Regions from separate parts of the Mus musculus genome. Here region 1 is linked to region 2. A link is a loop called in an ENCODE intact Hi-C map of the cell type or tissue named here. Cell type or tissue: gastrocnemius. All regions are shown on one strand. Links, peaks and the distances in the headings refer to the core of each region. The heading gives the core; the rest is flanking DNA.

Region 1 (16,061 bases), core at 4,665-12,664, 49 kb after region 2:
CCATGCCAGGCAGCTTACAACCATCTGTAACTCCATCACCTGGGAAATACGGTGCCCCTAGCTTCCAAGGGCATCTGCATTTATGCCCCTGTATACATAATTAAGAACAATACAGATAACTTTAAAGGGGGAATAATGAGGGAAAGGACATGGGAGTGGATAAGATTTAAAGTTAGAAGATGGGCAAGGTGCAGCATCTCTCAGCAGAGGTGGCCTTCTGCAAGCACACCGTGATGCAGGAAAGCAAAGCCACCTGCCTGGAAGACCCACTGGGGCACCTAGTCCAACTCAACCCCACCTCTTCGCCTTTTCCATCTGTCTTACTTGGAACTCCCCACCTCTCCAGCCAAGAATGCCTTGGCCACCCCCTCAGATCTCTGCATCCTAGCTATCTGAAGTGACAATTATGCTCCAGGATGTTGAAAGGGAATACCAGGGCTTGAGGGTGTAGCTCAGTGATAGAGCATTTTCAGAGCGCCCATGAGGATCTCAGTCACCTCCTTGCACCAAAACAAGCAACAGCAAAAAAGAAAACCAAAACCAAAAATACACACAAGAAAAGAACTCACAAACAGAACATGCTAGTGTGATGGTCTAATTGCATGGGAATAATCTTAGAACAATCACAGGAAAGAAGGATGTCAGAAAGTAGGTTTTCAAAAGCAGGTAGATGGTCAGTTCTAAAGGCATTGGACCAGAGTGTGTGGCGTTGTCTAGCAGAATTGTAAAATATGTTTGTGAAAAGATGGGTGAGGATAGAAAGAAAAGATAGAAAGCCAGCGATGAGAGCTGGGGTGTTAGCCCATGCCTGTAATCTTACTCCTTACAAAGCAGAAGCAAGCACATCTGGAGCTCAGGGCCAGCCGGGGCTTCATGGTGTGACCCTCAACATCTCAGTATTGCACATGTGCTTGCTAAGGAACTTGTGTTCATTACCTCACTTCTTTCTTAATGGAGGCGTCAGGCAAGTATTTCAGGACAGTGACATAGGTGTGGCGTGTCAGCCTTAGTACGCCATTTAAAGTGCTGGGTGTTCTCTATCCAAGAGGGAAAATGTGGGTTGGATAGCGCTATGGATATGTGAGCTGGCCGAGAGGACAGTAGTGTTAGACTGAAACAGCAATCCTGATGGACATGATTTGATAAATCTGGGGAGCTCGGATTGCTAGAGGTGGAGTATCTAGAAGATGCTGTTTCCGTAGTTCTTGGATTCACTGCAGCTAACAGCAAAGAACTGGGACTCTGGACCAGGGAACCAGGTCTTGGATGACTTATTATTGAACACCTTGGGCCTCCATTTCCTTAGTCACAAAACAGAAATAGAAGAATACTTATCACATTAGAGGTGGACGACATGAAGGATTTAACGTTGAAAATTCTCTGGAGAAGTGCTCCAGAGCAGTAGCAGACGTCATTCCCTACCCTTGGTGATTCGCTGTTGCTGTGGCCTCTTTTGCTTTCACAGGACTCCTTGAGCAAAAGGTAGCTTGTCCTGGGTTTGCCTTGAAATCTACATCCAGTGTGCACAGTGCAGTAATCATTTGAGCTGCGAGTCAAAGATACTGAGTTTGCTCACTGTCAAGAAGCTAGATAAGATGTTGCTTGTTTAGTAGAATGATGCAGATAGCCTACACCAAATTCTGCATGTGCCCTCTGGTGTTTGCCAGTGAAGAGCTGTGGCTTGGCTTTAAGAGGAATATGTGCTGAATTAGGGGGTAGCAGACTAGTTCCTGAATTTAGTACAGATTTTCTTTGTGCAATTTGGTCAACTGACTGTAGTTCTCCTTAGAGACCAGTGTTACCTTCTAGAGGACATATAACATCTGGACATAAGTGGAGCCAAGCATGCTGCTATCCATCTTACAGGCACAGGATGGTCCCATGACAAGGACTTGCCCTGTCCAAACTGTCAGTAATACAGGGTTGAGAAATCCCGGCTTCACAGTTGAATGCTTGCTGTGTTTGTGAAATTGGAATAGCTGTTTTTGCTTGGGCAGTATCACCAGCTAGCTGAAAGAATGTAAAAATAAGCCTGCAATGAATAGGTCACAGAGAAGCTGTGGAGTTAAGTGGAAATCCAATGGCACGTGGCTCTGAAGGGAACTAGCTGCTAATAGAAATGAAAAGAATCAGGATGTGGAGCCTGAGGTAGAAGACCAATTTAACAATTTTTTATTTTATTATCTTATGTGTATGAATGTTTTGTCTGCATATATGCATCACATGTGTACAATGCCCAAGGAACCAGAAGAGGGGTCATATACCCTGGAACTGGAGTTAGGAATGGTTGTAAGCTGCAGTGTGGGTGCTGATAACTAAACCAGGCCCTCTGGAAGAGCATATAATACTGTTAGCTGTCAGACTATTTCTTCAACCCCAGGAATATAATTTTCAGAGGCCAGTCTGGCCAGTCCAGAGAGAAATGACCTTGTCCTAGGATGCACTATCAGGCCTTTATCAGCCTGACTGAGGGTGGGCTTGTCCGTATGCTTTGGAGTTCAGATCGCCTACGTACAAAGCCTGACTTGGAGTGTGGGCTTGCTGCTGTCCCTGAACACCACAGGGTGTATCTTAACCTCACATGGTGCCATGTCTGGCCATTCAGGTAGACGCCATCATGGATGGCTGCTCCATGCCAAGTGTGTGGAGCTTGTCGCCCTCTCCAGTCAGCAGGTACCATCATGACCTGCATTATAGTTTACTGTTCTCACATTATTCAGTTGCCATTTTTACCTCAGTGCTACTTGGGCTGTGTTTTAGCACAGATGATTAGGGCCCCACCTTGGGCTGTGGTGAATCCAAGAAGACTCCCCTCCAAGCTGGGCTGGCTTCACCTGCCTTGCTTGTCTACCCCAGGAGTGCCCTTCCTATCCAGTCCTAAACACAGGAATATGATGGCCATCCCTATACTGTTACCTTTTGTTATAATGTAGAAATACTGAGAAGAAAAAAAAAAAAAAAAGGGAGCTGGAGAGATGGCTCAGCGGTTAAGAGCACCGACTGTTCTTCCAAAGGTCCTGAGTTCAAATCCCAGCAACCACATGAAGGCTCACAACCATCCGTAACGAGATCTGGCGCCCTCTTCTGGAGTGTCTGAAGACAGGTATAGTGTACTTACATATAATCAATAAATCTTTAAAAATAAAAAAGAAATATTGAGAAGACCATCATCAGGAGCCTAGTCACAAAGGACATGTCGGGCTCTGTTCTGTGAGTGACTCACACATGAGCAAGCAGGCCCTGTCACTTCTCATCTAAACTGTACAAACTACCAATAGCTACAGAAATCCCTGATCAAAGCAATTCATGACTAATGAGTTGCAGAATTTTTAGTGTGGTTTTTTTATTGCTAAACATTCTTGGAAGTGTATGAAATATACTTTGGTTTGGTTCTTCGGATCATAGCATGGATCCAATATCTTGAACATTTTAGTTGCTGTGGTAGTTTTAAAGTTTCTATAAATTCTAAATTACCACTGCTATACTGAAATGATCTCTTATAGTTAACTTCCATTAATTGTGATTTTTGTATGTTGTATATTGTCTTTTTTTTCTTTCTTTCTTTCTTTCTTTCTTTCTTTCTTTCTTTCTTTCTTTCTTTCTTTCTTTTTTTGAGACAGGGTCTTTCTGACTACTATATCCTAGTTGTCCTGGAAAGTGCAGTATAGTCGAGACTGGCCTTGAACTCATGACAATCCTCCTGCCTCTCAAATGCTGGGATTACATGTGTGAGCTAAGGCTCATGTGTGAGAACTCAGTGTGGATTCTAAAGTGCTGAGCTGCTGGATAATCAGTCCAGGGACCTGAGAGAGATACTTCTTAAAGCCTTAGCTTGTGCTCTAAGGAGCAGATATCTCAGCAGAAAGAGCAATCAGATACATTTGCGTTATGTCCATGGGAAAGTCAGAGATAGGAAGTTCTTAGCCGAGAGCCAACAAAGAGAATGCTGTTTATAACTTGAACAGGGCTGGACCTCAAAGAGATGTACCCTGAGAATTTCATAGGCCTGTGAGACTCCAAAGGAATCCTCTTAGGAAAAGAGCTGAGGGATGGACTGGGGTATCTGCTCAGGGAAGCCTCACGGAATGATTTTCCCCTGGATTGAAGAAACAAACAAAATCCAGAAACACAAAGCAAGCCTTCTAATGTCACCCTTTCCTTAGAGTGTCTACCCACTAGGTTTGGATTCTCATGATTCCATGCCATGTCGGTCCTGGGCTGTCACTCTTCCCAGACTCCTTCTCTTGAGAACTTAACAAGGTCGTCTGACTAAGTCGTGTGCCCGTGTAGGGTAGTAACATGTTCTTAGCCAGCAGTGTGCCAAACCCTGACTAAATAAGGGAGTCTCTTTTCTCAGTGAAGTCTTCTTTGTATAGCTAAGCAGTGGGGAAGATGATTCAACTGAGAATTCAGCCTTTAAAGAATGTAGATGTTACCATGGTTAAGTATGAAACGTACCTTGTGCGTTTATGTAAACAGAACCCAAATATAGCTAATATCGTGAGCAGCCACCACTCCAGGGACTGGAAAGGAGTGCCTCTCACCGCTGAGCTCTCTAGATCTTGATTCATACCTCACTGCAGAGGATGTGGTCTTGGCACATTGCATACACAAGAAAGTAATATGGTGCCTTGCTAGTTTAACTTGCTACAAACCTACCTTCAGAACTTAACTCAAAATATTTCTTTAGAAGGGCCAAGGATGGCAATTCAGAGGGAAAGGTCACCCAGGAAGCATCTTGCTCCAACACTGTTGAAGGCAGTCTGCTCTGTGGGGACCCTGGAGCCACAAAGTGAGCCAGGAAGTGTAGCTCTTTGCTCTAAAGTGTCTCGAGTGTGGCCAGCCCACAAATGAAAAAACAAGCAAATAAGCAAACAGACAAACGTGTAGGCCGGGTCCCAGATTGGAGTTTGGCAGTCAAGCAGTGAAGGGCAAGTTTGTTCCTGAGAGGCAAATAGGCGTCGTGTTCCCCAGACAGAGCCACCTGCAGGAGCAGACACGACAGAGTCACAGCAATCTTCACGCTACCTTGTGGTAAAATGTGCTTCCCTGGTGTTCCCAGGAAGGTTCAGAGATGGCAGCACCGGCATACTGACTAGGACATAATTGTTTCATGTATCAATAATTAAGTATTGAAATGAGGCGGAAAAGGAGAAAAGATGATGTTAAGTGTGAGTGTGTGTTTATGAGAGGCATGATATAATAAAGAAAAAACTAGCATAGATGCAGAGAAAGAAAGGGCGTTTACAAATGCCTATTCAGGCAAATAGGGGACAAATCGTAATTGAGTAATTAAAGTACCAGAGTGTACAGTATTTTAGGTATTCCTTAGTCCTGACATGGGGAGAAGAAGGTTCTGTCTTCACAGGATTCCCGAGTCCTGCTGTTCATCCTGGCAGTTGTTTCACACTTCTTAAAACTTCGTTTGTTCCTGGCCTGTCCCTGTAGTGACTCAATACTGAGGGCTGATTGAAGATTAGATTTCTGTTTCTTGTTTGCCTCTTAAGCCTTGGGAGGCATTTGGAGCAGCTTTTATCAAGTGTCACATGGCCCAGTGACATTTCACATGTCTTGCCTAATGCCTGTGAAGGGACATGACACAGCTGAAGCTGGCGCTGCCTGTGAAACCATTAGAGGATTTTATCTCTCGGAAGAGTTTGATGATACACTCCAGGGCTCTGGTTTTATTCATCCCAGGTAGGTGTTCTGTTTACTCATGACTGCAGTTCTTGCTGACGTGCGCTCTGGCTCCTTTCTCCACAGCTTTGGCCTGCCAGGTTTCTCTGTGGTCCCTTGCATTATAAGACAGTGCAGTGTGTCAGTCAGTGTTCTGTTTGGTATGTTAGACATACCCAGCCTTATTTAACCTTGACTCCCAATTGTCCTGTCTCCTCTGCCTTGCCTTCTTTTCTCCACTTCTGGGCCCTTCTTATGTTATCTGAACCTCATAGCAGCCCTGAAGGACCTGATACTCATTAGGTGGATCTGAGGATGGTTCAGATATTAAGGCTTGTTATAAATTCTTTTTAAGTTTTCTGCTTATAGTTTAAACTAGATTTTGTTGGATAACTGCATAAAGCAGAATAGACACTTGTAATCTTACATCCTGATAACCACGATAACATAAAAAAAATAAAAGCAAAACATGTTTGTGGTTAGTACACAAACTTTACAGAAGCTATTGATGAGATGTATAGGCTGCCATCGAATGTGTTAATATACTTGTGGGTTTTTTTTTTCCCCCCAGAAAGGGAGGGAGTATTTGTGGCATATCGCCATTTGCTCTTAGTAGAAACGTTAAATTTTATCTATAATTCTGCAACTAAGATTTCTATACTTAGAGTATTTTGGAGATCTTGTCTAACCACACATGGAAATCTTGGTTTTTTACTTTGGCAATGGTTTGGTATTTCATTAAATGAATAAAGAGTAATTAATTCCACCTTTGTCTCTTCCTAGCCATTTTAATAGTTGCCGGATTGTTCCTTTGTGCACGCTCAGCTGTTAGATTCCGTGTATTCTGCCCTAGGTATACATTTTGCGGCTAGATTTGTTCATTTAATTCCTGTAAGTAGGATTTCTGGACCAGAGGTTAAATTAACCTTGCTAGATAAACAATGCCAAACTGGATTCTACAAAGGACACCAAATTTTATTTTAAACCAACTTTGCATTTTTAATTTTTGTTCTTGATACACTGGTAATAATTATACTAACTTATGAGTCACAGTAAAGTCAAAGGTGTCTGTCTGTCTGTTTGAGACAGAGTCTTTGGGTGTATTCATGGCTGGCCTGGAACTTACTGTATAGACCAGGGTGGCTGCAAACTCAGATCTGCCTGACATCCACAGTGAAGGGATAAAGTGTACTCTTTAACATACTCACCTCCTTAGATGTTTATCATTCCTTTCCTGTAAGAACACTGGGAATCCTCGAGGTCAAAGCTATTTTGAGATTCAATGCAGTATTGTTAACCAAAGTTGCATCTTTCCACACCCCCAGCCCTGTAAATCACACAGCATTAACTGTACTAGCATGCTAAGTTAGAGGGATTGTCTGTGTCCTTTTGTTTCTTTTTAGTTTGGGTCAGGGCTTGTGTTCTGTCCCTCTTCTTTGTCCCTTTGGTTTTATTTCCATAATCTGGCTCTGCACTTGATTTTCTCCTCCTTCCCTTTCCTCATCTCTCTCTCTGTCCCTTCCCTGAAGGGTATTGTCTGTTACACTGACCTACATGAGCACATTTAGAGCGTGAAAAATTACTCTTACTTAATGTACATTACATTTATTCTGCCTTTGCCCAGGTCTTTTGTTTTCATTAAAACCATTGCATTTATTTTAGTGTTAGGAATATTAGACATCTTTCTTATAACTGAAATTAAAAAATAAAAGAGTGTTGCTGGCTGAGAAAAAATGAGCAACCATACTTTGTGCTATTTGAGAGGCAGAGTAATTATAGTTTAGCGTTACAGGGCATGTACACTGGTCCTTGTCAGTCCTAGATTCACGAAGACCTATATAGAATCCCAAGTCTATTTCTAAGGAGCGCTCATCATTGGTGTCCTTCCCTTGCATTGCGTTGGCCTTCATCAGCTTATTGGCATTGATGAGCTCTGCAAGTCTTTGCCTGTTAACATCAGGATGTAGTGACCCTGTGAGATCATCTGTGGGATCAAAAGTTACAGGAAATTCTCACTTCAGTATCCTGAGCCCTTTGACCTGGTTCATGAGGCATCCTTGGTAGACTGAATGGATTCCCGTGACCAGGAAGAACAAGAGGTGCAGGGCAAAGGTGAGCAAGAATAGAAAGCTTGACTCCAGATTCACTTGGGACACTTTAAGTCCACTAATGGATCTCACAGATACAAACCCTAGAATGTACAACATCTCTCTTTGCTGCTGTCTTACCTCCTAGTCAGTTAGTGTCTAGACATCTGGGGTGGCCTCCCGAGTCATGATAGCCTCTTTACCTCACACAGGTGGAAACGGAATGTACAAACAGCTCACTTATGTCTACTGTTGATGGAACCTTTACTGTGTTCACACAATAACGCTCCAGATGGCTAGTGACGGCTAGTCTCTTGTGAGTAGTATTAGAAAGATATTTCATATTAAGAGAAAAAAACCTGCCGCTAATGGATTTCTCTCCAGATTTCCTCAGTGAACAAATTTAAAAGGATTCTAATGAATAAAAATTAAACTTAAAATGTTTTGTTGCATTTTATATAAACTAAGCTTCAGTCTAAATCCCAAGAAAATAATAACTTAATTCTTGATTATTCACACAACTGAGCAGATTTTTAATATTTTTGACCGTTCAAAACTTATATTGATAGGCATACCATGATACAGTACTTACTTGATTTGGCATATAATATTTTCTCAAATATTGATAACCTAATTTCTAGTAGAATTATGGTCTCCTTTTTCTCCTCTGGACCTGTGAGCTCTGTTTACTATTACAGTTTTCAGAAGGCAACTGGCTCAATTAATAATATTTAGCAAAATAAAAGCCCACAATTGGAAAAATATGTTGAATTTTCTGGAAGTTGATGCTCCAAGACTTTGACTTCCGTTACTGGCCAGTGACTTTAGCACAGCAAAAACAGCTGGATGCTGGGACACTAGAGAACAGGCTTGGTGCTCAGAAGGACCACGGTGTTGGTCAAGCTCAGAAGGACCACGGTGTTGGTCAAGCTCAGAAGGACCACGGTGTTGGTCAAGCTCAGAAGGACCACGGTGTTCGTCAAGCTCAGAAGGACCACGGTGTTGGTCAAGCTCAGAAGGACCACGGTGTTGGTCAAGCTCAGAAGGACCACGGTGTTGGTCAAGCTCAGAAGGACCACGGTGTTCGTCAAGCTCAGAAGGACCACGGTGTTCGTCAAGCTCAGAAGGACCACTGTGTTTGTCAAGCTCAGAAGGACCACGGTGTTCGTCAAGCTCAGAAGGACCACGGTGTTCGTCAAGCGCACATCTCAGGACACACTTGGGAGACCATGTTTGAAAGATGCTGCTAATTAAGCTTTGACCAGACAATTCTGCTACATTTTGGTGATGCTAGTCTTCTTTTCTAAACAGTATATTGTCGTGAAAGATAAAATGGAGATATTTAGACTATGTCTCTGACAAGGGAAGGCTCACAAATGGCTTCTCCTGTCCAACGATTTTGTACCAGTTTGATCCATGTCACATCTTCAGCTTCTAACTTGTTAACCAAGTTGACTAAATAAGGCTGGCAGAAATTTACTTGGTTATTTTACTTTGACATTTTGCACAGGAGGATAAATGAGTATGGTAGCGGGATCCACTTAGGGAAAAAAAAAGAGTTTCTGGAAATGGTTTCCAGGATTTATTATACTAAGACAGACCTGAGGGTAAGCAACCTTTGTGGCAAACCAGGTGTCCCTGGAGAAATGCAGCAAATGAAACAGAATTGTGTTATCAGTTGTGGCAAGTGTAAAATGTATAAACTGACAGCTACTTTTGTGAGGCATGTCTCTGGTTATCACTCAGAAAGAAAACCCAATGCAGCAAAATGTGTCAGTCATCTCCGTTCAGGTTTGTAGGTCTGGGGAGGTAGCTCGGTGGGTAAAATACTTGCAAAAGAAGCGTGCAGACCTGAGTTTGGCTCCTGAATACTACATAAAAGCCAGGTCCCTGCAATCTAGCATTCCGAGATGGGAACAGAAGGACCCTGGGGGCTCACTGGCCAGGCAGCTGAGCCAAAATGGTGGGCTCCAGCTTCAGTAACAGGATATTGTTTGAAAAATAAGGCAAAGAAATGACCTCGGGCTGCACATACATACACTGACCCATGATGTACATGTACAAACACTAGTAAGATAAAATCGTTTCTCGAATTGTGCAAATTAAGAGGAAATATTTTCCAGCTTGTCAAAGTTGAAAGTGCCTCTTACGTTATCAGTAAGAGAAGGGGCCCAGTTTAAAGCATGAAGCCTTTTAGTGAGGTAGAAGACAATTTTCCCCCCATCGCTGTCCCAAATGTCAGATAATTGACCCTGGTTTTTGTTGTGTGTTTCTAGGTGAAGCTAGAAATCCCACTGAGGTCAATTATTAGCTATAAGTGTTTCTGACACAGCATTTGTGTTTCAGGAGTCTCGCCATTGGTCAGATAAAACGTGTTAATTGTTGGCATCATGAGGCAGCATAGTTGCTGGGCAGCAGCATTAGGACTTGGTCACAACACATTGAGCTGTGCCTCCCGGGAGCTTCCTGCCCAGGCACCCTCTGGCCTTGGTGTGGCCCATAGGGAGTTTGATTACATCAACCTTGGCCATAAGGTAGAATCTGAGGACATTTGTTACTTCTCAGTATATTCTGCTTAACACTGACCCTGAGTGCACCTGGGGTAGGGTAACTTAATGTCTGTAGTTTTAATGTAACTAATTTTGCCTTCATAAAATTATGATTTTCATGTCGGATTTTTACTGATACGATGCTGGGCTACATTCTATGCTAGGTGTCTTTTGTATGCGGCATGCTTGCTCATTGTGGCTTCGGTGCCATGACCCTCCGTTAGCAAAGGCTACTGTAGTTCAGAGTAGTTGAGCAATTTGTCCCAGATCTTAAGGCAAGTTAGTTGAAGAGCTAAAACTGAAGTCTGGGTAACCTGGTCCCAGAATCTCATGGCCTCTGTATTTACCACCCTTTCCCATAGGAAAGAATGGACAGCTACAGTAAACATGAAAACCACGCAAAGAACTCTAGAAGAACCACCCAGCCATAGCAACTATCTTAGCAATGTGATGTCCACATTCCTTCTTTGAACTTTGATTGAGACTCCTCTGTCTTTGAAACCTGTCTTTCCAAATATATATGCAATTCTCTGTACGCTTCTCATGTATCTTACTGTATAATCATTGTTTGGCTCCGCATTCGTATTTGTTAGTATCTCCTGAGTATATGTGTCACAGGTGTAATATAACACAGTGTTTTATTGATTACTTCATGTGGACCTTTCTTTGAATGGCAAGACTTATTTCATATGTCATTTACCTTGATTTATGTTGTGAAAAGTACTAATTAATCCTCTCCTGAAATGTAGGGTATTAGGAAGAACAAAGAGAAGAGATTTATTTTCCCCTTGTCTCTACATTCTCCTGGCTTCTCCACCCCTCCTTTGATGGAGAACTCATTAGAAGCAATGAGGGGAATCATCTAGGTACCACATCCCATTTCTTTCTTTATTGTATAGAGGGGATACATGCGGAACAGCTTACAGGAGTTGGTTCTCTCCTAGCTCCATATGGGCCCTGGGAAGTGACCTAAGATTATTAGGGTTTTGTGCATAGTAAGTTTATAGTAAGTACCTTTACCCACGGAGCCATCTCATTGGCCAAAGTATGCAAAAATAATACTTTGGGTTTTTTCTCAGCTTCATGCATAGTGTCATGGGACTTTATCTGAACTGGGCTCTGATTTGTGTGACTATGGCTACTCTCACCCTGGAACCACACCCGTGTTTCACTGACAGCATCCTATCCTTCATTCTTTAAAGTGGTGCCAGAACGTAGAAACCTTCCGAAGCAGCCCACTGCCAGGTTCTTGGAGGTTTTAAAGCCACGTTTCCTTTTAAAATAATGAAGTCGTCTCAAATACTGGTTTGGTAGCATTCTTCTCTCACCTGATTGTCCTTATCAAGCCCCACTAAAACATTCAATTTAATTTTATAGAATTAACAGCTCATTTTCCCCCTCATACTTGCATTTTATTAGTTAATAACTTAATTAAATTCCCGTAATAGCAGAAACCAGTACAACCTGAGTGAACAGGTTTGGAAGCAAACACAACTGCGGCCTGGTAAATGTTGCTCAACAATACGGGATAGGCATTGCCAGACTTCAGTCATCTCACACTACCGACAGTGAGTGATGGATGGCTTACTCATCTGCCTGAATTCCCGTATGGTACAGAGGGAGGAATTAATCCAAGCTGAAGATTAAGTAGAAGATGAATAGTAAGACAAGCGTGAACTGTAGTGGTTTAATACCTGTTTGGAGGAGTTATATAAGTCAATGACATATCTCAGAGACCCCAACAACTTAACTTGATTTTACTCTGAATTGTGTATAAGTGTGAAGGGTACGATCCCTGACTGAGAAAATGCCTTCATTAGGTCCAGCTGTAAGGCATCTTCTTAATTAGTAATTGATGAGGGAGGATCCAGCCCGTTATGGATCTTGCTATCCCTGGACTGGGACTGCTGAGTTCTATAAGAAAGTTGGCTGAGGAAGCCATGTGGAGCAAGCCAGTAAGCAGCAGCACCATTCTGTGACCTCTTCATCAGCCCTAGCCTCCTGTCTCCTGCTTTGTGTTCTTACCCTGGCTTCCTTCAAGGTAAGCCAAACACTTTCCTCCCTAGCTTGCTTTTGGTCATCGTGTTTCATGGTAAAAAAAGAAACCCAAAGTAAGGCAGAACTTGGTACCAGCATCGTGAGGTATTGGTGTGAAAGACCTGACCATGTTTTTGGGGAAGGATTGTAAGAAGGTCTTTGGAACTTTGGTCTAGAAAAGCCGTTGAGCGTTGAGAGCTCAGTGGGAGGTTCTGTAGGAGCCTGAAAGTTAAGAATGTTGAGAACAGTGCAGGCCTGGCTTATGAGGTTTCAGAGACACCGGAGACACCTCTGGGCCTTTTGTGTGAAGAATCTGTGGTATTTGGTCAGCTGGAGTGGCAGAGTCTGCTGTGATTAACCAGCGATCGGAACCACTGAAGTGAAACCTTTCCTTTGCCAGGAAAGGTACTAAAGGCAACAGTAAGCCATTGATTGACCAGTCTGTTTCCTGGTACTGTAATGAAATACTAGGGCACGCTGCTTAGGAACAAGAGGAGCATTTACTCCCCAGCTTTGAAGGGTGGAAACAAGATCAGCAGCCCCAGGAGTTGGGTGCCCGCTGAGGGCCTGTTGGAGAGGGCCTTCTGGAATGAGGAACCTGTGCAAACTGAAGGGTTCCCATGGGCAGACAATGAGCTAGACAGGAATTAGTGTGGGTTTTCCCTTAGAAAAACTCAGTCTGTGCCAGGCTCCCTTTGGATCCTGCTAGAATCACCTAACTCCTTTTCCAGCACAGTACTCTGAGTAACTCAAGGATCTCCATGTATGCTATACCCTTTAAAGGTCCATGTCTCTTCCCGACATCACAGTGGGGACCGAACTCCCAGCACATAAACCCTTGTGTGGCAGATTAGTACCATGAAAGGGTTTTGTTTTGTTTGGGTTTGGGAGGGGCTGAAATCACAAGAATGTAGGTTTGTGGTAGAGAGAAGAGGCAGAAAGAGTTTCTTCTATCCTCAGAGCTTGTAACGTCTGGACAGTGGAGTAAGTGTGTTACATGTACACTAACTCAGGTGCCACCCGGCAGCTCCACTAAGCTCTTCCTGGTAGATGAAAGCTATAAAGTAGTCTGTGCAAATTAATTAGAAGACAGGCTTCATGATACCGGGTTGGTACAGGACTTACTTACTTTAAGACACAGTCACAGTCATTGAACATCAGTGTTTTCTTCATCAAGTGTTCCTATCAGATTGGTTGCTAAAAATGTGATGCTGACAAAGCAGAGAATTACGTAGTGTGGTTCTTAAAGATTGATTCAAACAAAGGAAGGGGTAACTGGATGGCAGAGTGTGCTTGTCTTCCTAATGCACATTTGGTTAATATAGCCTTAGACTTACTTAGTTTCCTTTCCGTTCTATAATGTCTGGTACCAGAATTTGCACAGATCTGTTTAAAGAACACAAAGACAGCCTTTGGGAAGACTGAATGGTTGAATTGAGTTTCTGGTTGGTAGTAATCCTGCCTTGTCATGTGCCGTAAAATATAGTACAGGATGCATGTGTAGTTTTAGCCTGGAGCCCTCAGTGACGCGTTCTGTGCATTGTCATTCTGGAATCCAAGTCTCCTAAATGGGAATCCATGGGGCTTCTGATGGAGGGTGATTTAGGCTCAGGCCCTTCAGGGATCAGCACTGAGTCTTTAGAAACAATCTGTTAACTAGATTTGGCCCACCAGATGGTGGAAGGATTTCTGGTAGCGAAAAGCAAAATGGAAAACCTCACAAGGTGAACTTACCTAGGCGATGGGGATGGATCAGCTTCCAAGCAAAACAAGTTTCTCTTCAAAAGTCAGAGGAAAGGTGTCACAAGGGATTGGAAATTATGTTCTCCTTCAGCAAAGTATTGGGTCGCATGTGGCTTTCCTTGTCTTTTTGTAGAGTCTGTGGAGATAGGATGTCTCTCCAAACATTTGAGTAATGAGGACCTTGCTCCAGGAAGAAGATGGGCTGAGCAGAGTGTCCCTTATAAGATCAAAGGAGTCCTCATTTGGGGAATAGACCTTTAGCATCTGACCAGAAAAGTCTTGGTTACTTGTGCCAACATAACAATACTTTTTAAAAAGTTCTCTCTCTCTCTCTCTCTCTCTCTCTCTCTCTCTCTCTCTCTGTGTGTGTGTGTGTGTGTGTGTGTGTGTGTGTGTGTGTGTGTGTGTGTTTATACACAGTCTTCTGAGTCTAGGCAAGTGCATGCAAATGGTTGAATGATCGTTCTCTTCCCTTTTCTTTGTTTTGGTTTTTTGAGATAGGGTCCCTCTATAGCCCAGGCTGTCCTGGAACTTGCTGTATAAACCAGGCTGGTCTTGAACTCAGATATCTGCCTGCATCTGCCTCTCAAGTGCTAAGATGAATGACCACAACCACCTGGCCATTTTTCTCCTTTTGTCATGTGGGTCATGGGGATCGAACTCAGGTTGTCAGGCTTGGCAGCAGATACCTTTATCCTCTGAGCCATCTCACCAGCCCTCTCATCTATAGTTTACTGAGACAACCTCTTGAGGTTTTGAGAGAAAGGTGTCAGAAAAGGGCCCAAAGGATCTCTTGATAAGCTCTATTGTTTGGTCAGTATTCAGTATTCAGGGCCTTTATCAAGCCCGCTGATCAACTGGATGACAGATCAGTGACCTAATGAAATGGAATTTCTAAAAATACTGTCTCCTTCCTGGCCCCCCTCCTTATCTGTCACTGCGATGTTGCTGAGATGTTTCCAGGCTGCCTTTGGAGCTGGACAGGAAGTAAGGAGTGAAAAGCTGTAGGTTGGGTAAGAAAATGGCAATTTAAGACTTAGTGTGTACTCCCCCAACAGCTGGAGTGCCGCATCTGTGCCTCATGCCTCCGTGTTTTCAGCATGTGTGACACAGGCACCTTGCCCATGGCATTTGATCTTCTCACCTCTCTTTTCTATTTTCACTGTTGTCTGACCTGCTTTGTTTAGTTTGAGGAAGTGGATGTGGGTGAAAGTTGGTCTGGGCCACGCTGATGTGTGTGCACTTCCAGTATTGCGACTCGCTGTGATCAAAGGTTGTTGTGAGAATGGCTAGAGTCAAGGGAGCAGTCCCGAGGGTTAGATGCCCAAGGTTTGGTGGAGGGAACATTGGCTTCCTGTGACAATGGCTCATTTGCTTAGTGGCACTGAGAGGCGCTGGCTTACTTTGTGCGTTCATCTCCTCCCCTCTAGGTCCTGTGGCGAATTTTCTTAACATTTTCTAGCACTTTATGTGCATGTGTCTATATTATTTTCAATCAAATTGAGTATAAGACAGATAGAGTTCCAGTATACCAGTTTTAAATCATGCTTAAGGGTTTTAATGCTCTTGGAACAGTAGGGGACTAGTAGATCATGAAAGACTAGACAGAATTAATATGATGATAGTTTGTAAACATCAGGTAGTAAAATAAGTTTGATATCTTTATTTTGCAGTATTGGCGCTAATGTTCTGTGATTCCTCTTCTCTCTCCCAATTCCTGTGATTTTTCTTCTTCCCCCCTCTGTCTGAAGGAGACAGTACTTCAAAGGAAATCTTAGATAGCATACTATTTCACCCTCGTAATTTACTGTAATTGCTGTTCAATTATTTACTTTTGTCAGTTGACTTTTCCTGTTCTTTAATTCTGAAATGATACTTGGACTGTGGCCTGGTCGTGGTATGGAAGTGCATATTCTGCCATCCGTATCCTGTGACTGGTCCTGGATGGAATGGTCTTCTCAGGAAGACT
Region 2 (16,061 bases), core at 5,177-13,176:
TGCAGTCCTAGCTGTCCTGGAACTCACTCTGTAGACCAGGCTGGCCTTTGCTTCCCAAGTGCTAGGATCAAAGGCATGCGCCACCACACCCGGCTTTCTACCTTACTTTTAAAAAATGTATTTTCTTTGAATTATAATTATATTTTCCCTTTTCTTTCTTCCTTTCTTCCAACCCCTCTCATGGGATCTCCCCATCAATGCTCACCCTCAAGTTCATGGTCTCTTTTTCTTCAGTTGCTTACATGCCTGTGCGCACGCATGCACGCACGCACGCATGCACACACGCCCCTGATCATTCTGTGTAATGTCATTTGTTTGTGATCTCAGGTCTGACCACTTGGTGCTGGATGACCACTTATGGGGCTGCCCCTCGGGAAGACCTTTTCTCCTGCTCTGTGCTGTTGCCAGTTGACTGTATTTTATTTTTCTAGGGTTGAGGCCTCATGAGCCTTTCCCCTCCCTGTTGGTCTATTGGTGTCATTGTTGTTTAGGTCTTGTTTAATTTCCCTTTTTAATTGGATCCCAATTAAATGTTTAAAGTCCTAGTTGCAAGGATAAGTGGGGATTTCCACTCTGTAGACATTCGTCCACACTTGTCTGTTAGTTACCATGCTTGTCTAGTTCCAGAAAGGTCTTGTGTCTTCACAGAGCACCTCCACTGCAAAAGTAAGCCTGTGGCTTTGACTGTGCTTTCTCTATGCTGAGTACCACCATCCAAGGAAGCTCCCCAGGGTGCACGCACTGCCCTCCCTCACAGTTCAGCTTCTGCCCTCACAGTTCTGTTCCTTTACAAGGAGTGTTTCCAAGCCTCCTTTTCCTTTCTGCCCTCAAGCTCCTGGCTAACAAGACCCTTGTTACCATTGCATAGAAGGAAGGGATGCTAAATGCCTTCTTAAGATCAGAGTCCAAATAACGTGGAACTGGGAAATGTCCTGGGACAGACTCAGGGGATGGGACTCGAGGCTAGCACATCATGGCCAGCGTTATAGCCCAAGTGGTCCAGCACACTTGACTTGGGATGCTTTTTCTCTCTGGTGTGACAGTGGAGAAGTTATGCAGCCTCTGAGCTGTCTACTGTCTACTACACTGACGAGGTTGAGGTTTCTAGGCTCCTTCCAGCATCCCACCCAGTTCTTGCAGGGATTGAATGTAAGGGCATGTCGTGTGGCAGAATACAATGGAGTTGAGGTACAATTTTATATTTATCATCAGGGATGCAGGAAGACCTTTAAAAACTCCTATCTTAGCTGGCCGTGGTGGTGCACACCTTTAATCCCAGCACTCGGGAGGCAGAGACAGGCGGATTTCTGAGTTCGAGGCCAGCCTGGTCTACAAAATGAGTTCCAGGACAGCCAGGGCTATACAGAGAAACCCAGTCTTGAAAAACTAAAAAAACAAAACAACAACAACAAAAGAAAACAAAAACAAAAAACCAAAAAAACCCTCCTATCTTGGCTACTGTACAAACTGTCTTTAACAAGTAGCTACTACTTTTTTCTCAAATGGTATAATTGAAACTTCCCTTTTTTGAACTATGTTCCTGTTTTGACCCCATTTTTTGAAATTACTTATTATCAAAAGGAAATATTGACAGAGGCTTGGCATGTTGTTCTCTGGGTAGCTGGTGGCATTTGTGTCCATCAGCAGCTACCTGTGAGGGACACCGTGATCTTCTGGTGTCTCTCGTTGCAGAGAGTAAGAAGGCCACTTAGCAGGTTTCTGAAGTACAGGTTGGGATTCGAAAGGTTTCTCTTGAGGGCTCTTCTCTGGGGTATAGATTGGTAAGGGCCTGCTCTCCGGACATGACCATTGGGTAATTTGTAAGTGTGGATTCTGAATGATGTGTCTTCTGATTTTAGTGACTTCTGGGCAGGAACAGCACATCAGACCCTAGATCCCATTCCACAACTTCTTTCCTGTGAACACTCTCCTTTGTTTATAGCACCTGTGGCACTGCTGTGGGACTCTTGGTTTCTGTGGCTGGGAGGGGACTGAAGCCAGACCTTTGCTCTGGGACTTGGCAGACTGTGTGGGGTAGTGCATTAGGAACTTGGTCTAACTTCCACCACTTACTGGTGAGGTTATCTTTACTTTATTGAGTTGTCTGTATACCTGTAGAGAGAAAACGGAACTCCCTTTGGCAGTCTCCTTCCTTCCTTCTTCCTCTTTCTCTGCCTGTTATCTTCATAGAGTCTGGCTTGGTAATTGGAAGACCCATTCCCTACTTGTCTGTCAGGAACAACTTCCCTGACCTGAAGTCTCTGGAGACTTTGCCACTGACAACCCATTAGCCAAAGTGCTTTCATCACCAGCATGGCGGTGTCTTCCTGAATAGTATTAGCTATCAGCCAACTACCATTTCCTTTTTGTGGCCTTAAAATGTTTTATTTTGATCCAGTTCTAAGGATTCTCAGCCTCCCGGAATAACAATGATCCCAAGTAACTTTGCCTCCAGGCAGGACCAATGTGTGGGGTTACAGTTAGGTTTGTTTGGTTTCCTATTTTTGTGTATGAGAGTAATTCACGTGTATATTAATTTTAAAATGTGGTTTATTTAATGTATTTATTTTGAGACAGGGTCTCAGTTTGTGAGTCAGGTTGGTCTTGAACTCACTGTTACCCGAGCTGACCTCAGACTTAACAGTTCTCCTACTTAATTTCCTGAGTGTTGGATTAAAGCATGATCCCCTGTGCCTGCCTGCCATGTTGTTTTTGTTGTTGTTGTTTTTTAAAAAAAAAAGATTTCATTTTCTTTTCTATATGGTACATTGATTCACATGCATGTGTTTTGTGTCATTATTCACACATACATGATGAAAGGCTCATGTTTTATTTAGTTGAGACAATCTTTGACGAAATGGGATGAAGCCTTTTTGTCAGTGGATTCATGGCTCTGTGCAGGATTTTTGATCACACACCTCTGTGTGCTCCTTGCTTATCTCATTCAGCTGCTCTTGATTATATTGTAATTAAAAGGAAGAGACAAACATCTTGCTGCCCTTTTCTGCCAGAGTTCTAATCATTATGGGTTAAAAACTGTACTGTTCCCCTGGATCTGTTTCTATAGTAAGCTAGCAGTTAATCTGAATCAAGGGGGGATACGCCATTAAGGTACAGGATTGGGAATCCGAGGATGAACCCTTAGGTGGTCCTGGTGCACAGCCTTTCCTAGCTCCAGGCATAGGCTTGCTCTGCCTGTTGTCCAATCACAGGTTTATGTCTGCATCAGGATAACCAAGGTGAAGCTGGCAGGGAGGCAAGAAAATCTATTTCTCAATGGACAGACAACAAAGGGAGTAATGGACTGTTTATTATGAGGGTTAGTAATGACCAATGGACAGATAGTAAGGGTTATAATGGTCTTATCTCTTTAAATTATTATAAGCAGCTCATTATGTGAAGGTTTAATTATGCACTTTATATGTTCTAATTTTCTCCTAGACCGGAAGAAAGACTGATGAAGAAAAGTAACAGCATGATTGAGGTAAATGGACGTTTAATTCTTTTATGCTCTAGTGTTTATTTTCTGTCTTCAGAGAAATCTAAAGTAATGATCATGGTCAACTTGCATATATAAAGGTTGCAGAGATTCAGCAGTAAACACATCCCACTTAATTAATTTAGCTGTGGGTGTATATTGAACATGCACTTACTTATTCAAAATATAAATATTACTTTTGTCTAGCCCAGAGTAATTTTCTTCCAAGTATTTAGTGGCATGAATTACATCATACTTTTCATTGTAAGAGTTGTGTTTCAGAGTGTTGGCTGCACTTCTCACAGCATGGTATAGTAGGTTAGCTGTTTGCCACCCAGACTTTTTGGACTTTTTGTATGGTGCTGGCACCTGAAACTTGAGTCCAGACTGCTAATGTCCGTTTGTGTACTGTCAGGACAGTTGTTGGCGTTATTCTTCAAGATAAGCATTGAGGACTGCCATTGGGAACAGTTTCTATTACTGCTTTTGGGAGCTCAATATTTTTTCTCTTGTTTCCGTGCTCATTTTATTTTTCAAGCAGTGGCATATACATTGGTGTCTTAGGGTCACTGTGCTCTGCCGGAACTCCATCACTAAAGTGACTTGGTGAGGAGTGGGTTTATATCAGCGTATACTTACATATCACTGTTCATAGTCTAGGGAAGTCAGGACAGGACCTCAAATAGGACAGGACTCTGGAGGCAAGATCTGATGCTTAGGCCGTGGAGAGGTGATGCTTTCTTGCTTGCACTCCATGGCTTGTTCAGCCTGCTTTCTTATAGAACCCAGGATCACCAGCCTAGAGCTGGCCCCACCCACAGTGAGCTGACCCCTCTCTCATCCCTCAGGAATTAAGAGCATATTTTACAGGCTTACCTAGAGTCTGATCTTAGGAAGGCATTTTCTTATTTAAGGTTCCTTCCTCTGAGGTCACGTTACCTTCTGTTAAGTTGATATAAAACTATCCAGGACAATTGGTTAGTAGCTTCCCATGGCCCCTTTGACTCAGGGTAGACACTTTCAGCTCTTTTGGTTGTATTTCCTGGAATTTGTGTATCTCTCTGTTTCAAAACATAGAAAATGCTTTAAGTGTCACTTTAGTGCTTTCTTTAAAGACATTAGATTTCTGTCCTGCTTCCTGTTGAGTGAAGATTTAAAGATGACCCATGACTCTTAGGGTTCACTTTTCCTTCCTGCTGTTCCCACCCCTTCTCTTTTCCTTCTCTTCTTCCACCACCTTCTTCTACCCTTTTCTTTTATTAGGGGTGGGGAGGGACTGTAGGCTGACGCTGGCCTCAAACTCAAGAGTCCTTCAACCTCAGCCTCTAGGATTATTAGATATATACCATTATGCCCAGATCTCCGTTTGTCTTAATGCAATTATGTTATAGTGTGTGTATATGTATGCAAATATATATATAATTTAAAGTCTAATATGACCACACATAGTTTTGACTGAGCTCTGTGATGTTTGGTGGTGTGTTCCAGCCATGCTGAAGTTCTGAAGTTCCCGGCTGAGCCCTGCTCTCCACTTTCCCTCTCTCCTTTCCCTCTGTTTTTTTTCCCTCTCTCTCCCCCCTCCATTCCTTCCTCCCTCCATCTATCCCTCTTCTTCTTTGGCTTTGGAGTTTTTCACTTAGCCACTAAGTCTGGCAAGTCTTCTGTGGACTCCCATTTCCCTCATGCATGGTTGTGAGCACCATGCCCCTCTGTCTGCCCTTTTTGACTTCTCAGAGCCTGGTGATTACATTTAGATAATCCAGGGTAACCTCGCTATTCCCCTTTTGTTGTGATTTGAAAAAAATCAACCACATCATTTACCTCTATTGATCATATTTAGTATGAGGTAGGTAATGGCAATCTACATCATGTTTCCTAAAAGGTCTGGAGACTTTTTTCATCTTTGTAAATTGTAACTTACTGTAGAGTAACAGGTCTTTCTCTTCCCAGCCCCTTTCTCTTTAAGCCTTATTAATGGAATCTGCTGTTTCTTTGAGACTGCTTACTTTCTAACAACCTGACCGTGCATGCATGAAGCAGCACATAATAGATTCTTCTTTTTAAGGGTTGAATAGTATTCCATTGATTATACAACCATGTTTTCCTTATCCATTTATTTAGGTAGTGGACATAGAGTATGGTGACTTCTATTTTTGGCAATTATTAAAATAGCCACAGTGAATATAGGTATGCAAATATCTCTTCAAAATCCTGTTTTCAGTCCTTTCAGATATGTCCCATAAATGGAATTACTAGACCATATGGTAGTTTTCTGTTTAATTTTTTTAAAGGAGTTGTCTGTGTGTTCTTCATGCCAGTTGTAGCATTTTATATTTCTAAGAGTGTACAAGGGTTCCAGTTTTTCCACAATCTTGTCTGAAGTGAGAATTTTGTTTGTTTGTTTGTTTGTTTGTTTTTAAAGACACAGCAATAGAAGAGTGTTCTTGTTTTAATCTCAGGTGTGGGATATGGAGCTGCTTCTGACTGCCCACAGCAGCTATGATTTGCCTCATGTTCTAGCTGGGGTGTGCTTTTGACATTTTTTTGTGAGCGTGTGACATATGAATTCTGGGAACTTTTCAGGGCATATATCAATGCTAGAGACCCGATAAAGGGGGCTAGCTGCTGATTGGATATTGCTGGTTGTGGTTTGTTGCAGTTTGTCAAGTAGGCAGATGCAAATAGATGAAAAGAAATTAGCCTCATGTTGAAGAGCAAACTTGCTCCAAGGAACTCAGGGCCCCTAATGAGCAGGAAGTACTCTAACAACATTGTGTCCCCTTCCTCTCTAGCCTTCCTTCTCTCCTACCTGGTGTTAGGGGGTTGAAAGGGAGGAGGGAGAAGAAGGGTGGAGAAAGGTGGAAGAAAAAGGAACCCACGAAACAGCAAAAAGGTCAGGTGACACTTGTCACCACTTGTTATTGTCTGGGTTTGTTAATGGCTGTTCTTATGTGTGGGAGGCCGCTTCTGCCTGTGCTTTTGTCTCGCTTCACCTGATGCTTAGTGATGTTGAACATACATTCATGTACAGTTGACCATTTGCTTATCAGACGTCTGTGCAAGTGCACTGTGCTCTGTCTATTTTTGGTTATTTGGATTTTTCAGTGTTATATGCTAAGAGATCTTCACATTTGGCTGTCCATTTCTTTCAGATGTGTGGTTTGCAAATGCAGTCCATCTTTCACTCTGTTTATTGATTCCTTGCCATTTAACCCTGGTATGCTTTGCTTTGTTGGCTGGGCTCTTGGCATCATATCCAAGAGCTCCATTGGCAAATTGCTTGCCGTGAAGTCTTGTGCTTGTATTATTCTCTTCTAGGAATTTTAGTTTCAATTCTTACTTTTTACAACTCAAATCCATTTTGACTTAATTTTTGTAAATGGTAGAAGGTAAGAATCCAGACATTCTGTAGATTTTTAGGCTGGCTGCTATTTTGGAATCCTGTCCCTTAGTCCTGATGGAACCCTTGCTGGCTGTACCTCAGCTCCTCAATCTCTATTGTCACTCTGTCCTACCAGCACACACAGCACAATGCCCCTGGTGTCCCTTGTCTTCTGTGGGAAGGCTTCTGGGGTTCCTGACTGTATGGATTGTCATTATCATGATGCACTATTATTTTAAAGGAGACCTGGAGAAGAGGGGTCAGCTGTAATGGCCACCTACAATCTCAAAGTATGGCTTTGAAAAGTCACATTTGAAAGTCTTAAAAGAGCTACTCCAGAAATAATTTTCAAATCCATTTTTCTCTGTTGATTTTATTTACTTATTTTGTAATTCATCTTGTGGTGCTGGGAACTGAGCCCCAGGAACTTAGCCGTGCCCAGCAAGTCCTCCGCCCTGCAGCTCCATCTCCCAGCCTGTCCGCTTCTTTTTGGCACCCCTGACAGGTGACTGGTGCACTAGTACCCAGAGTAAACACTAGCAGTTTTACTCTCCAAATAGTATTTCATTTTCAAGGTAAGCTGAGACTTTTGTCATATGAAGCAAGGTGAGGCTTGGTGGAAATTTGAATGTATTATTTCCGTCTTGTTGAGATAAATCCATGGGGCTTTGGATTTATAGGTCGTCTGTTGTTTTTATTAAGAGGTGGTATGGTTTATATTACGTAAATGTAGATCTCTGCATTAACCTGAAGCTTTAACCGAATACTTTTACAGTGGCAAGAGGGGTCTAGGGTTTAACATTTTTGTCTCAGTATAGTTAGTTGGGACAGCTGCTTTTTTGCACCTCTGGTTTTAGTTATTGCAGGTGGAACATGATTTCTTTTCTCTTTTTCTTTCTTTCCTTTTTCCTTTCTTTCTTTGTATTGCCTTTGCTGCCCTGGAACTTGTTATGCTCAGCAAGCTGGTCGTGAACTTATAGAAATCTGCCTGTCTCTTTCCCACAAGTACTGGGAGTAAAGGTTTGCTCCACCATGATGGGCCAAACGTGATCTCTTAAAAGATGTTACAACTATCCAAAGTGGAGCATCTTTGTCCTTTGAGCTGTCTCTTCTCAGTACGCGTGGGTGTGATTGGGCAGTTGAGCGCACGCATGCCTGGCATCTGTGATGCTCTAGATTCCGTCCCTGGCACCCAGAGGGGAGGGGGAGTTAAGCCTGTTGTCATGTTCAGTAGACTGGTTATTTCAGTGCAAGGTTCAGGAATGGCGTCTTGATAATTTGTGATTGAGGCTTAGAATGGCCTTGCGTTTCACCATCGGCTTTAGATGAACCTCAAAAAGATTTAGAGCCTTATGGATTATAAAATGGGAGGGAAAGAGGAAGAGAGAAGCTGAGTGTTTAGTTACTTTTCTGTAGCTCTGGCTGTGCAGACCGGGACTAAGGCAACTTATAAAAGAAAGCATTTGATTGGGGGCTTGCTTACAGTTTGTGGAAACATGTGTAGGTAGGCAGCCCTGCCTGCTGAAACAGTAGCTGAGAGCTTACTTTTTTCTTCTCCTTCTTCAAGTTGGAGACAGAGATGGGCCTGGCCTGGGCTTTTGAAACCTCAAAGTTCACCCCTGTGACATAGCTCCAGCAAGGCCACACCTCCTAATCCTTCCTAAAGCAGTTCTGCCAACTAGGGACCTGACATTGAGTTTGTGGGAGCCATTCTCATTTAAACTTACCACAAGGGTTAAGGATTTAGTTTTTAATGAAGGAAAATGAATTATATGTGCTTTATGCTAATAAAAATGAAGGAAGTACAAAATCAAAAAGCTGAGACACAAGATGTGAGGTGTGGGGGAGGGGCTACTGCAGCTCTTTTTCAAGTTGTTTACCCTCATAATGCTGCTACTGTTACTGAGCCAGCCTCCTGCACGTGTAAGGTTAGGGTTAGCTTTGGGATTTTATGATGCAGTTTCAAAGTTAGCCTTAAACTGTCTGTCCCTTTGGTCTGAGATCACCTTTGAGTTCATAGGAGTGTACCATATTGTCTGGCTTGGAAACTTAGTACCTGACATGACCCTGGCTGAGAAACCAGCACACATGTAAAAGAGCCAGTTGCTGGATGTGAAACCGTAGCTGTCAGAGGTAACGAGGGAGAGCATGGCCTGAGCCTGCCATGCCTATCTGGATGACCCTGAGTCAGAGACAGGTGCTCAGTGGGCGTGGAGCCAGTCCTTTCCACAGGCCAGACAGTTGTTTTTCCTGGAATGTCACTCCTTAGCTCTGACTCAGCCTCTTTGATGGTCCTTCCGGTTGCCTGAGGGGACAAAAAGGAAAGCAGCAGTGATAAGCTTGACTCTGGCCAGGTGCTCTTGACAGGGAACTTCTGACTGGACACCTCACAGGCAACTTCTCTTGGGACAGAGCAGATGGTGTTGAACCTTGGCCAGTGGGTGCCCTCCAAATAGGCTTCCATTGGCTTTTGTACTTAACATGCTCGTCCCTGAGGCTGCCTCGGACCTGGTGGTAGGTGTGTTACCTGGACTGTACTCCATTGTCTGGAAATGGTACGGTGTGCTGCCTCCTTCTTTTGAGATTGGATTTTAAGACATCTGTTTAATTCTTGTGGAACTATACTTTTAAAATATGTGCTACTCCTATTTCAAACGGTCTTACTTTGTATCATATTAGGATTAAATATTAATACTTTCACCTTTTACTATTTTCATCGCTCTGCTGAGATTATTGTCATGAGAACTTATTTGAAATATACTCTGTTTCTGATGCAGGCTCTGCTGTGGTGGCTGCTGTCATTCTGACCTTGTCCAGCGTAAAGCTAGGGAAGCAGATGCTAGAGAGGAAAGGACGCGGTATTTTCTGGAGGTCTTATGTAGTTCACAAAAGTATCTCAGCAGATGAAGCCTTTTTAATAGAGGTCACATGGGACTGCAGCTTTCGCAAGGCCCCAGGGTGACACCCCAGTACTGTAGAGGTGACCAAATGGGAACAAACCCCAAGCCATCCACCCGGACGCCATGTGTGGACTCAGTGGCTGTCGGATCTCGCCGGAGGAGTTGTCCTGAGGCACTCAGACTTGAATCTTAGGAGCATGACATCCGTACTTTGTTGTCTTTGTTTAAAATGAGGGGACTCGTGATTTTAAAAGTCTTTGTGCTTAGGCTTCAGGCATGTTAAGGAGTTAGTAGTGGCTATCCATCCTGACAAATACTTTAACCATTTTTTCCCCTTCTACCTCCGGTATTGGGAATTGAACCCAGGCCCCTCTTTTATGCCAGTCGAGTACCTGGTCACGAAGCCACATCTTCGGTCCCACTGATAAATATTTAAAATCTTTACTAAAATCCTGGACTTAGGTATGGCAGGCCATTGAAAGGAACCAACCTGAGGCTTGAAGCCGTGGTGAACCTTGCCTGAGATCATGTGGTTAGAGGATGAAGGAGTCCATACTTGATGTTAGCTCTCTGACTTCACAGACTGGTCAACTCTGCCTCACTGGCTACACACAGCAGTGACATTAAGGAGGCAGCCTTACAGAGAATGTCCTTACATTTCACACCCACACAAGGGCATTCTGAAGCTCTGGTGACAGCATTCTCCTTGGAGAAGTGGTGGCTTCTATTGGCCCTGCTGCTTCCTTTTTGGGGGCGGGGGGGGGGGGCGGGGGGGGGCGGCGGCGCGGCATTTCAGATTTAGGTTAGAAGGTATGTCTGCTTGTGAGCTGTGTCCTCAGTGTAGGCTTCTCTGGATGGTGGCTGCAATTGGGTCAGCTTGTTTTTGTACTTGTGTCACATAGCAGGTTGGGACTGGAATTTGACCTCAGCATCCCACAGAGGAGGATGGTTCTACCATTCTTATACAAATTTCAGAATTCTAGCTTGTATACCTGTCCTTGGTCACAGTGAAATGCTGCTCTTCCACTCCTTACCACCCTCTCCCTCCTCTCCCTACTCCTGTTTCCTGTTAACTAATACATAACTGTTTTGAAACAGGCTATGCTTGCCCAGTGCCATGATGAGAGGCGTGCCCCACCAGTTTCAGTGCTTCCCTCTTTATCTGATTCTACATAAAAATCTGCCATGCGTGTCCTAAAGAAAATGGCACACACTTTTTATTCCCTGCACTCAGGAGGCAGGGGCAGGTGGGTCTCTGATTTTGAGGCTGGCTTAGCCAGTTCCAGGACAGCCAGGGCTACATAAAAAGTCCTTTTCTCATACTACCAGGAAACAAAATAAAAAGAAAATTAAAAAGCAGTACTTAGAAGTTGCCACTGGCAATAGTTTGGTATGGAGGCTTCTGTTCTTATTCCTGTGAATATGTATGCTTTTAAAAATAAGATACAAAATTAAAATCATTGTTTTATATATATGTGATCGTCCATATTTATTTTACCCAGTACAATGCATGCATTTCTGCCATAGGCTTAAATGTCCTTCTGTAATGAGCTTGTGGCAACAGTCTTCTCTGTAGATAACAGCATGGATGCATCGGCCTGGTGTTGGGCAGATATGATCCTCATTCACCCGAGGCCACGCTGGTGTGTATCAAGTGAGAGCTGGCCATCCACTAATCTTCATGTCTCTTTAAAGTAGTTAACAGTGGTTATTAATGATGGTCAAGAAAACCCATTTTTAGTCTCATTCTGTTATACATTATAACAGTTTCCCTGGAAGACCCTATATAAACAGGCAAGAACAGAAGAGTATTTGTTTGTTAAGCTAGGGTATTTTAGAACCTCTGTTTTCTTTCTTTGAAATAGGCAGCCTATCTATGACAAGTACCTGAGACCTCTCAATTCTTATTTTCAAGTGGTTTAGCCCTCTTGTTCACCATACTAGTTAATGAAAACTTTTCACGTTCTCCTTTGTTGACTAAATATTTGACACAGACTAGCCCTGGTTATTTAGACCAGTGGGCTGTACTTGGCCAAGGAAGCCCTGGACCTAACGAGAGTTCCTGTTCTAGGCCTTGGCTTAGGCACAGAGACCAGTGATCACCATAGACCAGAAGACAGAAAAGGAAACGGCCGAAATCTGTGGTCTGGGACTTGGCTCAGTGGGAGAAAGATAGTAAGCTCTATAACTAAGTAAAATGCCTGTGTGCATATATCTAATAAGAGTGCGGGGGGGGGGGGGGGGGAGAAGCAGGCGTGGTATGTACTGTGTGCGCATGCGTTTGTCTACATATACGTTCTCGTGTGAAGTAGGGAGTCCCTGAAGTGGTGAGTGAGAAGGGACCATCCAGCTATGGGTGTGGCCGAGGAGCTGAGCCTGCTTACATTTGGGGTAAGGGCATTCTAGTCAAAAGGTTTAGGAAGTACCAAGTTCCTGAGACTTCAAAGGATGCATGCAAGCCAAGCTGGCCCAAGCGTAACCATGCCAGAATCTGCATGCTTTTCAAGTCGTTTTAAAAGGAATTGTTCTTCATTCCAGAAAGGTTTCCAGTACCTGGGAAGTCTTATACATTATAAGTGATGAAAACTTGGCTGTGTTGGCTCTCAGACCAAAGTAATGGATAGCAGATAGGTTAGAGTAAGTGCTGCCCACATGTAGATAACAAAACTGTAACATTACAACTGCTATCACTAGGCTTACGAGGCTAACAGTATCTCAGGAGCCACTTCTGCCTTTTCTTTTTTAATAAGACCTGTTTTCCTTCAAAAGTTCTAGTACTCTTGTTTTAAACATGAAACTGTGATAGTTTTATGGAAGTTGACACAGGCTGCGGCTTGGGAGGATGTGTGCATGACAGATAAAACATAGGCTGTTTCCCTCCATTTGGCTCAGCGGCCTTCTTTGGGGTTTTGTGAGCTGAGCCTGCAAGAAGGCAATTGACAGAGGTCTTCCGGACCCAAGGCTCCCTTGGTGAGGTCAGTATGAGTTCCTTTGCCCACTCCTATCCTTCTGTCAGGCTGGGGAGTAAGTAGCTGGTGGCTGATTCTCCAAATACTTGATATTGTGGTGGTAATAGTGGTGGTCCAGGGATCTCTCCCACCCCTGCTGGTGTTGGGGAGTGGGGGAGGGTAGCCTAAGGGGGGTGATGTGCAGGGGGTTTCCTCCTTCTTGGACTGATGTGTGTGTGTTGGGCAGGGGGTGAGGGGAGATTCAGTCTATAAATGCTGTTTTGCTTTCTTGGCCAAGATGAAGAAAGGATGTTTAGAAATTAATCTTGGATAAATTGGTTGCCAGTGGGTGCCGTTCATGGTGGTGTAAGTGTGGCTCTCATATTTATCCTTAGACTCTTGATTGAAGCACTTTGCTGTTAGGGGCCTCCCAGCGGTGTTACTGAGTTCAGTGACAATACAAATCTCATTTAGTACTAATGTTTCCATGGCATTTTGCTCTAAAACCAGTTTGTGAGGATGCCCCAGTGTGAAGGATACAAGTCTAGGCAGAGGACAGCCCTTGCTCTGTGTTCTATTGTTTAAGAAGGATTCCAGTTAAGGGCAAGAAGCTAAGGTGCTACTGGGTTGACGTCCATGGGAAGTAGCAAATTTTAAATAGTGGGATTTCAAATAAATAAAAATTGTTTTGTTACCTTCCCCCTCTGCTCCCGAGAGCTTCCTATTGCATAGCCAAAGCTAGGTTCACACTTGTAACTCTCCCGCCTCCATCTCAGAGTGCCTTGTGTATCAGCCTTAGTTCCTAGCAGAATAGAGCGGATGCTTAGAGGTTTAGCCATGCTTGTCCTGAACTTTGATTAGCATTTCCTGCAGGGCTGGCACGCTTGTTACAGTCGACAGGCCTATGTGGACCTGCCTTCCATCACCTAGGATTTATGGCTGCCTTTGGGAATCACTCAGGCTATGTATTCTGAGGGTATATAGTTACACAGAGGGCTGGGGTTGAGGCCATTTGAGTGGGAAAAAAAAAGAAGCCTCAGGACAATGAGAAGTTCTCTCAAGTTCTTAACTGAGAACTGGCCATTGCCTTTAGTAATGCTTTAGGTTATTGGTGATGTGAAATGATGGCTGTGTGTAAGATGGAGGGTCAGAAGCAGCCTGGGAGACTATGAGGAGATAGATTCCTGAGAATGGGCCACAGCCATCTTCTTTGCCTTTGAGGCATGTGGGGCAGTTGGGTTCCTTGTGCACAGCACCCATGACACTGCTGGGGCTATGGTTTGGGGTGTGACAGGCTTGAGAAAGTGTGCAGTACACAGTTGCTTAATTCTCTGTGCTATGGACATGGATATCACTAAAAAGTAGCTGAGCAAAAGTGTTATCTATCACACAGCATAGAGACTCTAGTTGACGAAATACTGCTGATAATTTCTGGAAATGGATTTGAAGTATTTTTACCACAACAAAAGAAATATGAAGGTTAATGCTTATGCTGATTAGTTTGATGGTGTCAGGGTAGGTACAGGCTTATCAAAGTACCGTATTACACAGGATAATTATATGCGAATTCTACAACTCATTTAAAAAACAAAAACAAAAAAGAAAGGGAACATGACTTATTTTGACTGGAGCTAAGAAACAGGCTGGGTAGAGATAGTTACTAAAACAAGTTTTTCTTAAAATTATTCAGTTCTTCAGAAGTTTTAACTGAATTTGTACTTTTCTAGTATTAATATTACATGTGTGATTATGAGAGGGGAAAAGAATCATGCATTTTCTCTAAATGTATTTAGCACTTTTTGTTTCCCTTGTTGGGGGCTGATCAGAATGCCTGAACACTTTGTCACTGTGCTATTATCCCCAGAGCCCCCCTTTTATATACCTCAATTAATCCTTTCTTGTCTTTTACTAGACTGAGAATTTCAATTATAATGTATAATTTTTTGTTCATTTCTCTAGTGACTATTTTTCTTACCTGGAATACAGCAGAAGTGTAAAAATACCATTGAATGAAAGTACAAGAACATCTGGGTCTGTCTTATTCTTTCCTTTCATACGCCTTTCCTCACACAGTGTTAAAATTGTTTAAGTTGTTAGTGATAGGACAGGGGGGTTGATGGCTCAGTGGATGATAAACTCTGGGTATGCATGGAGACCTAGCTGCAATTCTAGCGTTTGGAAGGAGGGGCAGAGGATCGCCAAAGTAAACTCAGGTAAGAGTCTTCATGTCAGACACACACGCACACACGTTGGCAGGTTAAATAAAATTAAAGACATGTTGTTTTTAATTCAGATTCTATGAAGATTTTAATGCAAACATCCACAGACCATGTTCATAGGAAGCTCATGATTCCTCTTCCTTTTTGAAGTAAACTAATGAATTACTATCGCTCTAGAGATGGAGGATGTTCCTGATGGGCATGGTGGCTAACACTGATAATTTTGGCTCGGGGGAGGCTCGGGAAGTAGTACTATAAGTTTGAGGCCAGCCTGGACTATGTAGCAAGGTATTATGTCAATAAACCAAACCAAAAGCCAACAAGAAAAACCATCCCTTTCACCCTGGAGTTTCCATATGCCCATAGAGAGCATCAGTGCCCATTCCCTTCATAAGCCCTTTCTGTCATGGCCCATGCTAATGCAAATGGGCACATATTTGGGGCACTGGCTCTTCCAGAACTTCATATATATATATGTGTGTGTGTGTGTGTGTGTGTGTGTGTGTGTGTGTGTGTGTGTGTGTAGTTGTGCTGTCTTCTTTAACTGTACATAACGCATAACGATGCTTTTGAGGTTCACAGTTGTTTGTGTTTGCCAGTGTGGTTCTTTCTGGTATTGAGTAATATTTCATTTAATGAGCTTATCTGTTTGCTATTGGTATACATTAATTAGGGTGGGCTTCACTTTGGGACTATTATGAATACCATGAACATAATTGCACACATCTCATTATAAACATACGTTTTCCTTTCTCTGGGCTATATACTTAAAAATGCTTCCTTAAGGCAAGGTGTGACTAGGTAAGGAGTTGGCACACAGTGTTTGGTAAGGGGTTCTATATTGTCCTCACAGTAATGATACATTGTAGACTTCTGACAGGAATGAGGGCTGCTCTAGCTCTAGCTCACCTCCACATCACTGGCCCTCTTGCTCTCTTATATGCGTTGGCTGTTGTTCATGCATGTTCATGCATGTATGCCAGACTTCACAGCACAGTGACATGCTTTTGATATACAGTAAAATGGTCAGATATTTCCTCTCCAGTAAGAGTAGTGAGACTGGTCTTCCATTTTCACGTGCACATTTCTTACCTCCAGACTCCTCATTTTTACAGCCGCTCTGTTATAACACTT

Evidence for each region. Hi-C counts contacts between places; a loop is a spot of excess contacts. Peaks named below come from ENCODE experiments on the same cell type or tissue, not always from the same donor. Only the 100,000 strongest peaks of a DNase experiment are listed, where the experiment ranks them.
Region 1: a loop joins it to region 2, with 2.0 times the contacts of the local background. A loop is called at or near these places in 2 of 42 quality-filtered maps.

What each region holds. Positions count from the first base shown.
Region 1 is chr19:32,185,941-32,202,001 of GRCm38, reverse strand. The region is part of intron 5 of Sgms1 (sphingomyelin synthase 1); the gene reads left to right. Among named protein-coding and RNA genes, the nearest start is that of Asah2, 91 kb to the right of the region's middle. In gastrocnemius, for the core only: a CTCF peak has its summit at 5,005; no DNase peak of the experiment used is centred there; H3K4me3 peaks cover 1,862 bases; H3K27ac peaks cover 4,299 bases.
Region 2 is chr19:32,235,417-32,251,477 of GRCm38, reverse strand. Sgms1 (sphingomyelin synthase 1) reads left to right here. Exons shown (of 10, transcript NM_144792.5): 4 at 3,442-3,484. Among named protein-coding and RNA genes, the nearest start is that of Asah2, 140 kb to the right of the region's middle. In gastrocnemius, for the core only: no CTCF peak of the experiment used is centred there; DNase peaks (open chromatin) are centred at 8,027 and 9,108; H3K4me3 peaks cover 321 bases; H3K27ac peaks cover 2,915 bases.